Regions from separate parts of the Homo sapiens genome. Here region 1 is linked to region 2. A link is a contact called in ENCODE Hi-C or POLR2A ChIA-PET data. All regions are on one chromosome and are shown on one strand. The core of a region is the stretch at or near the end of the contact, and the rest is flanking DNA. Distances in the headings are between cores, read along the strand shown.

Evidence for each region. Hi-C counts contacts between places; a loop is a spot of excess contacts on that map. ChIA-PET counts read pairs that join two places held with the same protein, here RNA polymerase II (POLR2A). Pooled maps may share reads with other maps.
Region 1: a pooled map shows a loop between it and region 2 (3-fold over the local background). The contact joins the promoter of RPL5 here to the enhancer-like site in region 2. A Hi-C loop is called at or near these places in 2 of 168 maps with a recorded cell type or tissue (CD8-positive, alpha-beta T cell and naive thymus-derived CD4-positive, alpha-beta T cell) and 2 of 50 pooled maps. POLR2A ChIA-PET finds 5 or more read pairs at or near these places in 4 of 52 experiments (GM12878, activated CD4-positive, alpha-beta T cell, activated CD4-positive, alpha-beta memory T cell and 1 more).

The regions. Positions count from the first base shown.
Region 1 is chr1:92,828,272-92,833,289 of GRCh38, forward strand. It overlaps RPL5 (ribosomal protein L5), which reads left to right and starts at 3,769. Exons shown (of 8, transcript NM_000969.5): 1 at 3,769-3,846. The coding sequence starts at 3,844. It also overlaps a transcript of DIPK1A not described here. RefSeq lists enhancers at 3,518-3,567, 3,571-4,209, 3,738-4,057, 4,210-4,847.
Region 2 is chr1:92,457,459-92,462,644 of GRCh38, forward strand. No RefSeq gene overlaps it. Among named protein-coding and RNA genes, the nearest start is that of GFI1, 27 kb to the right of the region's middle. Within about 2 kb of position 2,738, at least 2 of the 41 ENCODE cell types and tissues checked have a DNase peak (open chromatin) inside an H3K27ac peak, as active enhancers do.

The DNA.
Region 1 (5,018 bases), core at 2,519-5,018, 370 kb after region 2:
GTGTCCTCACATGGTGGAGAGCAGACAGAGCTGCTGATTTATTTTCTATTTGTAATGTATGGTTGACATATTTGATGAAACTGAGTTCACTTTCTTTTTTTTTTTTTTTTGAGATGGAGTCTCGCTCTGTCACCCAGGCTGGAGTGCAGTGGCGCGATCTCGGCTCATTGCAACCTCCACCCACAACATTCAACAGATTCTCCTGCCTCAGCCTCCCGAGTAGCTGGGACTACAGGTGCCCACGACCACGCTCAGCTAATTTTTGTATTTTTAGTTGAGATGGGGTTTCACCATATTGGCCAGGCTGGTCTCGAACTCCTGACCTTGTGATCTGCCCGCGTGGGCCTCCCAAAGTGCTGGGATTACAGGCGTGAGCCACTGTGCCCAGCCAAATCTGAGTTCACTTTCATTTCAAATAATAAAAGCTATATTCTAGAAGGAATAATAAATAACAAATAGCTCCCATTCTAGCGCAGGTTTTTTGTTTTTTGGTTTTACAAGACAGGGTCTTACTGTATCACCCAGGCTGGAGTGCAGTGGCAAGATCATGACCCGCTGTAATCTCTGCCTCCTGGGCTCATGTGATCCTGCCGCTTCAGCCTCCCGAGTAGCTGGGACCACAGGCACGTACCACCACGCCCAGCTACAATTTTTATTTTTTGTAGAGATGAGGAGTTGTCATGTTGCCCAGGCTGGTCTCAAACTCCTGACTTCAAGTGATCCACCTGCTTAGGCTTCCCAAAGTCCTGGGATTACAGGGGTGAGCCATGACACCCAGCCAATGTTTTGTTTTTTATTTTGAAATAATTTCAAAACCACTGCTTGGGTTAAGAACCGTACAAAGAATTTCCATATACTCTTCTCCCAAGTTCCCCACTGTCACCATTTTAACACATTTTTGCCTTATTAATCTCTCTCTTTACATGCACATATATGTGTATGTATATACACACATGTAATTTTCTTCCTAAGCCATTTACTGGGACCAAGTTGCAGAAATAATGCCCACTACTCCAAAATAGTTCAGTGTGTATTACCTTAAAAAAAAAAAAGAACTCTCATTCATAACCAGTCTACCTATGAAAATCAGAATTTAGCCAGGCTTGGTGGCTCACACCTGTAATCCCAGCACTTTGGGAGGCCAAGGTGGGGGGTGGATCATCTGAGGTCAGGAGTTCGAGACCAGCCTGATCAATATGGAGAAACCCCGTCTCTACTAAAAATACAAAATTAGCCGGGCATAGTGGCACATGCCTGTAATCCTAGCTACTCGGGAGGCTGAGGCAGGAGAATCGCTTGAACCCAGGAGGCAGAGGTTGTGGTGAGCCGAGATTGCGCCATTGCACTCCAGCCTCAGCAACAAGAGCGAAACTCCATCTCAAAAAAAAATCAGAATTTAACATTGATTCATTACTATCACCTAATCCAGACTTCAGTAAAGTTTCACCGATTGTTCTGACAATGTCCTTTGAACAAAAGAAATACAAAGACTTCTTATTTCCCTTTTTCCTTTCTTGTCCAGGATGCAATATGGAATCACACATTGCATACAGTTGTCATGTCACTTTGGTCTCTTTCAGTCTGGAATATTGTTTAGGCTTTCCTTATCTTTCATGATCTTGTCATTTTTGAAGAGTACAGGCCAGTTACTTTGTAGAATTATCTAAATCTGGATTTACGTGTAGTTTCATCATGATTAGATTTGGTTGGTACATATTAGATAACTATTTTAGATTAGATTATGTAAATTTGGTAGGAAGTGTTTTGTGTTCTTCTCAGTGCATCAGGAGGCATATAATGTTAATTTATTTTTTCTTTGCTTTCCTTTTTCTTTTTCCCTAGAGATAGAGGTCTTCTTATGTGCCCAGGCTGGTCTCGAACTCCTGGGCTGAAGTGATCCTCCTGGCTCAGCCTCCCAAAATGTTGGGATTACAGGTGTGAACCTATAATGTTAATTCATCCCACTATTGGTGGTTTTTTAACTTTTACCACTTGAATAAGATGCTGTTGGCTGAGGATGCTGGACAATTACCCCCTAGCTCCTGGTGTCACCAACTGCACTGGCTGAACCAGCCATGCTAGCCACAGACCCCTGACTGTGACCAAGGGGAATAGGTATACATATTTTTAATTTTCTTGTTATGGATTTATAAGGTAAGAAGGAGAGGGATAAGGATGATAAAGTATATTTAATTTAACATGTTGTTTGTTTCATAACTTCTTTTTTTGGATTTTATTTTTTATAGAGACAGGGGCTCACCAAGTCTCCCAGGCTGGTCCCGAACTCCTGGGTTTAAGTGATCCTCCTGCCTTGGCCTCCCAAAATGCTGGGATTACAGGCCTGAGCCAGCACATCCAGCCTGCTTCATGACTTCTTTCTTTTTTTTTTTTTTTGAGACGGAGTCTCACTGTCGCCAGGCTGGAGTGCAGTGGTGTGATCTCGGCTCACTGCAACCTCTGCCTCCTGGGTTCAAGCGATTCTCCTGTCTCAGTCTCCCGAGTAGCTGGGACTACAGGTGCGTGCCACCATGCCCGGCTGGTTTTTGTATTTTTAGCAGAGATGGGGTTTCACCATGTTGTCCAGGATGGTCTCGATCTCTTGACCTCGCGATCCGCCTGCCTCGGCCTCCCAAAGCGCTGGGATTACAGGCGTGACCCACCGCACCTGGCCTGAGCTACCGTGCCCGGCCCACAACTTCTAAATATTCAGATGAATAGTATGTGGGTCTTCCTATGAACCCTTGCCCTAAAACATGCAGAAGTTAGGAGTCGGCCTGTTTCCAGGCAGACTTTCCTTCCTGATGCTTTTGCCTCCAGTGTAAGCAGGGCCTGACCAAGACATGGAGCACCTTTGGTAGGCTAATAACTTGATAATCCACCAAAATGAAGGTTTTTAAATATTTTCTATAAATACGAATTGAATACCTCTTTCTTTACCCTTTCAAAGGTGGCTCCACAAAAGTAGAATCACACTTCCTGTGAAAAGTGTTTTAAGTTTTCTCCTCTAGAGCTCTGTTGACATCGGCCATAGCGAACTCTGTTTATTTTTCCTATTATATAAGGAATTACAAGTTGGAATCAGAAGTAATTGGCATCCTAATCCTGATTTATTCTAGTGGCAGTGTTTTGGAGTCACTTAACCCTGTCATCCTGGTTGGCCGTCCCTTCTCCCAGCTCTAACGGTGAGCAGCTGATACCCTGCTAGGTGCTGGAGAGTCAGAGGTGGACATCAGGGCCCACCTCGAAAAGTTGACAGTCTGTGGTGGGCTGAAGCCAGTAGAAAGCTGCTGTAGGAAGGCAGAGGAGTGGCCCCTATCCCAGGCTTGGGGCTCTCAGGGAAGGCTTCCTGGGGGTGAGATGGGAGGGTGGGTCCATATGCTCTTGGACCAGAATGAGTAGCCCAGAGAAGGCAAGAGGGCTCCCAAGCAAACTTGTCCTATTTAATTTTTTTTTTTTTTCCTGCTTAGAAAAGCAAAATGCGTTATGAACAAAACAAAACAAAACAAAACAAAACAAAACAAAACAAAACAAAACAAAACGCTGTAGCAAAGAAAGCGAAAGGCTCCAGTAATCCTCCCTGCTCCTCCTCACCGCACGGATCCTGTGAGATACCCCGAGCATTGGAACCTGGAGAGCTTGGGCAGGCATTCACCCTCCTTCCAGCAGGGGGCGGAACGTAAAACGCCTTGTGGCCGACGCCCTCTCTCTTTCACACGTCACTGGCGTGACCGTCCGCGCTACATACTGCGCCTGCGCAAGGGCTGTGGCCCTTTTCCCACCCCCTAGCGCCGCTGGGCCTGCAGGTCTCTGTCGAGCAGCGGACGCCGGTCTCTGTTCCGCAGGATGGTGAGTGGATGCCTCGGTCTCGGGGCTTTAGATGCATGGAGGTTCCCTTTTCTTGCCCGTATGCCAGCCTAGGGCCCGTCTCGCGCGTCGCAGGGGCCGGATGGCGTTAGATTGCTAGCTCTGACTTGGTCGAGGTGCAGTTCCCAGCGTGGCCTTAAATGGCTGCCGCCCGGTGCGCGAACTTGGGGGGAGGGGTTGGCGAAGAAGGGTTGCGTGAGCTTGGACGGCGGATTGGGGAGAAGGGTGAGTTTAGTAGACAGCCTGAGTGCGGATACTGCCGTCTAGTGTGAGGGGGCGCTGGCAAGCGGCCGGGCGTGAGAGGTCGCAAGCAGTCGACCTCAGCCTAGCTGGGGAACGCCAGAATGGAGGGGGGCTGCAGGTCCTCGGGTCCCACTCGACCTCCGAGTACCGAGTACTTCGTGGGTTTTCCAGGAGAATGTCGGAGCCGGCAAGTCTTAGATTTAGGAAGCTTGTGCCCGTGGGCTGAGCAAGTGGCTTTTAAGCCAAAATTGTCAGTGGAGCTTGGAGGCCGAGGGGTCCCTGGGCCCCGGAAGCTCCTTTAACATGGAATACGTGCCTCCTGCCTCTTCCTCTAGAGTCCGTCGCCGGATGAGTTTTTAATTATTGGGGTAGGGCCCCAAGGGTGGGATGAAATGTTGCTTTAGCTGATGGGGAACAGTGCTGTTTTAGTGGGGGAATTACTGCTGAATGTGCTCTTGCCCAGTTAAGCTTTGTGGCAGGTAATTTAGGCTTTTGAAAAACATAACATGGGAAGCGAGAGAGGTACGTAGTTGTTATTTGAGGCTAGGTTTTCGAAGTGGGACATAGCGTGTTCCGAACAAACCGACGTTTGGCATCACTGATTGCTGTCTGGAGCAGTGCTTCGCAAAAGTTTGGCACAATTACCGGTGCTGGTCCTTGAAGAAACAAATATGGAAATTGAAAGCGTTTAAAACCTTTTGAAAGCAATATAACAATAATTTTATACCTGTTAAATGTAATAAATTGGGGCCTGCATTTTGTATGTTTCTTTTATTCCATATTTCTCTAAGGATTCATTTTTATTGTTTTATGAAACTACTAGTCTGTGACATGGAAGGTAGAGGAAAAAGATTCTTGACCCTAGTTGCTTGTGAAACCTGGGATTCTACAAGTGACAGTTGTCTGTTTAC
Region 2 (5,186 bases), core at 1,488-3,987:
TGCAATAGGACAATCTTGGCTCACTGCAACCTCCGCCTCCTAGGTTCAAGCAATTCTCCTGCCTCAGCCTCCTGAGTAGCTGGGATTACAGGTGCCTACCACCACACCTGGTTAATTTTTTTTGTATTATTAGTGGAGACAGGGTTTCACCATGTTGGCCAGCCTGGTCTTGAACTCCTGACCTCAGGTGATCTGCCCACCTCGGCCTCCCAAAGTGCTGGGATTACAGGTGTGAGCCACCATGCCTGGCCCTCTGTGGCCATTCTTTATTGTCATTATTCTCTGCTCATATTTTTAAGCACTTATTTTTTCTCTTTAAACATAATAGATTATTTCATATCTGTTTTCCAACATCTGAAATATTTGTGAGTCTATATTTGCTGAAATTTGTTTATATTGATTCTCATTTATGGTGTCTTGCTTACATCATTATACGTCTTGTGATTTTTTAAAAAAAAAAATATAAGCTGCCTGTTCTCCTTGGAACTTAACCTGTAGGAATTCTTTAAGGTCTGGATTACAGTTAAATCCTTCCAGAGAAATTTGTTTTTGTTTCTATCAATTGCCCCAGGTGCTACCAATCTGGGACTATAGTTGAACTATAGTTAGTTTAAAATTTTAGACTGAATTCTCACAAACACACACGAAGGCCAACTTGCTTTACGAACTGTTAGGGAAGATTTCCAACCCCTCCACCAGCGCCAAGGTGGAAATAGGCATTTCTTCATTATCTCCTTCTGTGCAGAGTGACTTCCTATTCATCCTTACACTGAGGGTATAGAGGGGTGAGTTTCCTAAGATTCTCCACCTTAGTCAGCCCTAAGCTTTAACTCCTGATTCTGTGCCTTCTTCATACAGCTTCATGCAGCCTCAAAGAAGGAAGGACTCTCCAGAATTTGAAAAAACCCTGCTTCCCCGACCAGATTTCCTACTTTCACTACTGTTTCTGAAATCAACAAATTCCTTATTTTGGTGACAGATCAGTGATTTATTTATAATTATGTAAGAATAGTTTACCCAGAATTTTGGTTGTTTTAATCTACAGAGTTATTCAGGATATCTAATCTATGATACTGCCAGAAATGGGAGTTTCCAGCCCTGTTACACTTCTTTTTCTTTTTTCTTTTTTTTGAGACAGAGTTTCACTGTGTCACCCAGGTTGAGGTGCAGTGGCTCCATCTCGCCTCACTGCAACCTCCACCTCCTGGGTTCAAGCGATTCTCCTTCCTCAGCCTCCCGAGTAGCTGGGATTACAGGCATGCGCCACTACGCCCAGCTAATTCTTGTATTTTTAGTAGAAGACAGGGTTTCACCATGTTGGCCAGGCTGGTCTCGAACTCCTGACCTCAGGTGATCCACCCGCCTTGGCCTCCCAAAATGCTAGGATTACAGGTGTGAGGCACTGCTCCTGGCCAGCCCTGTTACATTTCAAAGTCATTGATTAAGAATAATAGGATAATAACTATTATATGTTGGTTGTTTCCTCTGGGCCTGGCATCTTGCAGGTATCTGCAATCCTCACAATAACCCTACAAGTAGGAATTATTCTTCCCATGTATTCCCAACAGATAAAGCAACTAGGATTAAATTGTCCAAAGGCATGCAACTAGTCAGCAAAGGAATTTGAATTCTGCTCTTTGCAATCAATCTTGATCTACTTTTCTTTTTATTTATTTATTTATTTATTTATTTTTGAGACGAAGTCTCACTCTGTTGCCCAGGCTGGAGTGCAATGGTATGATCTTGGCTCACTGCAACCTCCGCCTCCCAGGTTCAAGCGATTCTCCCACCTCACCCTCCCAGTAGCTGTGATTACAGGCACCTGCCATCATTCCCGGCTAATTTTTTTTTTTTTGTATTTTTGTAGAGACGGGGTTTCACCATGTTGGCCAGGCTGGTCTTGAACTCCTGACCTCAGGTGATCCGCCTGCCTCGGCCTCCCAAAGTGCTGGGATTACAGGCATGAGCCACTGCACCCAGGCCTGATCTACTTTTTAAGCCACAGAGATGTTTTTCTTAATATTGATGGAACACAGTGGCTTTCATATTTTAGAGGAGGCACTGAAAGCAAGGTAAGCAGAGAAAAGATTTTATGGGGTAAGTCTTTCCACTTCAGAGTTCCAACACATGGGCTCCCATCAGCTCACTCCATATCCATGATAGGTTTAATCAGATTCAGGTTTAATCTATAATGAAATAATCGTGCAGAAACCGACTTCATGATACTGGCAGTCAGAACTCTCAGATCTCCCTTGTTCTCTATTATTTCCAAAGGTGACCTTTGTTTGCTTGAGACACAAAACCAGTTCCTTCATCTGAATTGTCTTTTACACCCTCACGTATCTAATAGGACTTTCTCTCAAATACAGACTTTGGATGTCATTTTCTTCATTTTGGGGGGTTGGTGGCTTTTGTCCTTAGCAGCTGTGGCCTTAGACTTTATCTAGGTTTGCAATCAGGAAGCTGTGATACTTCCTGAGACTGTTCTGGGTAAAATTTACACAATACAAGTTGAGTTCTCTTTCTTCACTTAGGAGTTGCTCTGGGCTCTTGAAAGGACAGGCTGTGCTCTGTCCAGTTTGCTACAGGTTGAATCCAACAGTTGGTAAGAACCAGCCTCTGTGGTTTACAGCTACTTGTGCTTCCTGAGCAACACTCGTGGAGAATTTGGAAAGAAGGCAATGATTAGGATTAGAGTCTAGAAAACCGTTAAGAAGGAGGAAGTTTATCAACTTAGTGGGAGTAAATCTCCAAACCACTCTCAGAATGCTAACACGCACAGTTTCTCTTTGCCATGACCAATCGTCAGGCTGTTGAAGGAAACCAACCTAATAGCAGAGGCAAAGGGAGAAGCTGGAGAAGAATAATCATTTAAAAATATTCACATCCTTTGACCAAATAAATAAGTCAGGAATGGACATTGTTAGGTGCCCCCCCCAACTTTTTTTTGTTGTTGTTGTTGAGATGGAGTCTTGCTGTCACCCAGGCTAGAGTACAGTGGCACCATCTCAGCTCACTGCAACCTCCACCTCCTGGGTTTGAGTGATCCTCCTGCCTCAGTCCCAAGTAGCTGGGCTTACAAGTATGTGCCACCACGCCCACCTAATTTTTTTTTTTTTGTATTTTTAGTAGAGATGGGGTTTCGCAGTGTTGGCCAGGCTGGTCTCAAACTCCTGACCTCAAGTGATCCACCCACCTTGGCCCCCCAAAGTGCTGGAATTACTGTGCCCGGCCCTAGAGCCACTTATTATACACAAGTTTTTCCATTTGTGAAATGCTCCCAAAGTTGTAACCATCATTCTGTATTTATTTCTTGACTTATAGACAGGGTCTCCCTCTGTTGCCCAGGCTGGAGTGCAGTGGTGCAATCATAGCTCACTATAACCTCCAACTCCTAGGCTCAAGCAATCCTCCTGCCTCAGCCTCCCACAGTGCTGTGATAACAAGCATGAGTCACTGTGCTTGACCCTATCACTCTATATTTAAAAGTTATTTCCTTGCTGGGTACACCTTGGAACTCTCTGATGAATTAATCTATTTTTATATTTATTGATACAAATTTTAATACTATTTTAAATACTATTAAAAGTTTCATGAGCTTATTATTAAGTTTGTGTGCTAGGAGTCTAGTTTCTGGGCCTTCATCCCCAGAGTGCTGTCTTTGTCTCCTGTTGGTGAGAGGACTTAAAGGAGTAGGAGAGGGGAAAATACACAAGTTGGAGTCTGTGTAAGCAGATTTGGTAAATGAAAATGAGAGAACAGGGTGGCCTGAGGTTTGGGATGATGTCTGAATTAGAGGTGTTCAGCTTTGCCAGCCTCCACAAACAATAGTAATACAGAAGAAAATGTCAACTCACTGCCTATCAGAAAATAGCATAAATAATGCCTTTGACGACTATAGTATCTGTTCTCTGAAATTTAAAGTATTGCCTCACCAAATCCCATAACACCTCCTGTGAAGTGAATAGGATAAGTATTAGCATTTCCACTTGAAACCCCTTATTTCAGTTAGGAGTAGATTAGGGGTAGGGAGAAAAGCAGAAGAACCAGATATCTAGGAAAGAGACTGCCTGATCCTCATGAGGCTGAACTTGTCCACACATCTCATGCCTTTTCACGATCACATGCCCAGAAGACCTGATTCAAATCTTGTCTTCACCATTTAGTACCTCTCTGAGTTTCAGTTTTCTCATGCATAATACAGATGTAATGACAATCATCTAACAGGAATGTTAAATTGGGAAAATATTGGCAAAACGCTTGACACATAATAGGTGTTTAAGATATGTATGATCTCTTCCCTTCCCCGACAGTTCACAAAAGCGAAATTATTATCACATGTTTTCTATAATTGGAAGGGAACAAAAGTAGTAGAATATCCCTAAGGTTGGCAGATACCACAGTCAAACCACACTCCATTTAAGATGTGCTAAACAAGGTATTTAAGAAAGTGACCACATGGGGGAATAAAAGAGACATTTATAATGGCAACCCAAAGAGGCAAACCCCACAAGGACACAATGAAAACTGAAACCACAATAATCTCTAAATAGAGAAGTAATAATTGTAGCCTATATTTAAGTGTACGGGAAGCAAAGGTTTAGGTGGGTAGGGTTGTCTGCCATGGCAATCATGCTTATTATTTCAAAATTTGTGGAGAGAACTAGAACTATTTTTTTTAAGTCACAAAACATTTCAGGTCTTTCCACTCTTATTGAAAAAAAAAAAAGTACAGAAATAAAAGAAGTAATAAAAAGTGAGGCTGGGGAATGGGCCAGGGCAGGAGTATACAGGTAGAATCAACTGTATTGATAAAATTCTTTTTTTTTTTTTTTTTTTTTGAGACGGAGTCTCGCTCTGTCACCCAGGCTGGAGTGCAATGGCACAGTCTCAGCTCACTGCAAACTCAACCTCCCAGGTTCAAACAATTCTCCTGCCTCAGCCTCCCAAGTAGCTGGGATTACAGGCATGTGCCACCATGCCTGGCTTTGTATTTTTAGTAGAGACGGGGTTTCACCATGTTGGCCAGGCTGGTCTCGAACTCCTAACTTCAAGTGATCTGTTCGCCTCAGCCTCCCAAAGTGCTGGGATTACAGGCATGAGCCACTGTGCTCGGGCAACATAATAAAAATTTCTAAGTGGATTTGAAATAGGTGGTCAAGTTACAATAAAAAAGAATCATCGAT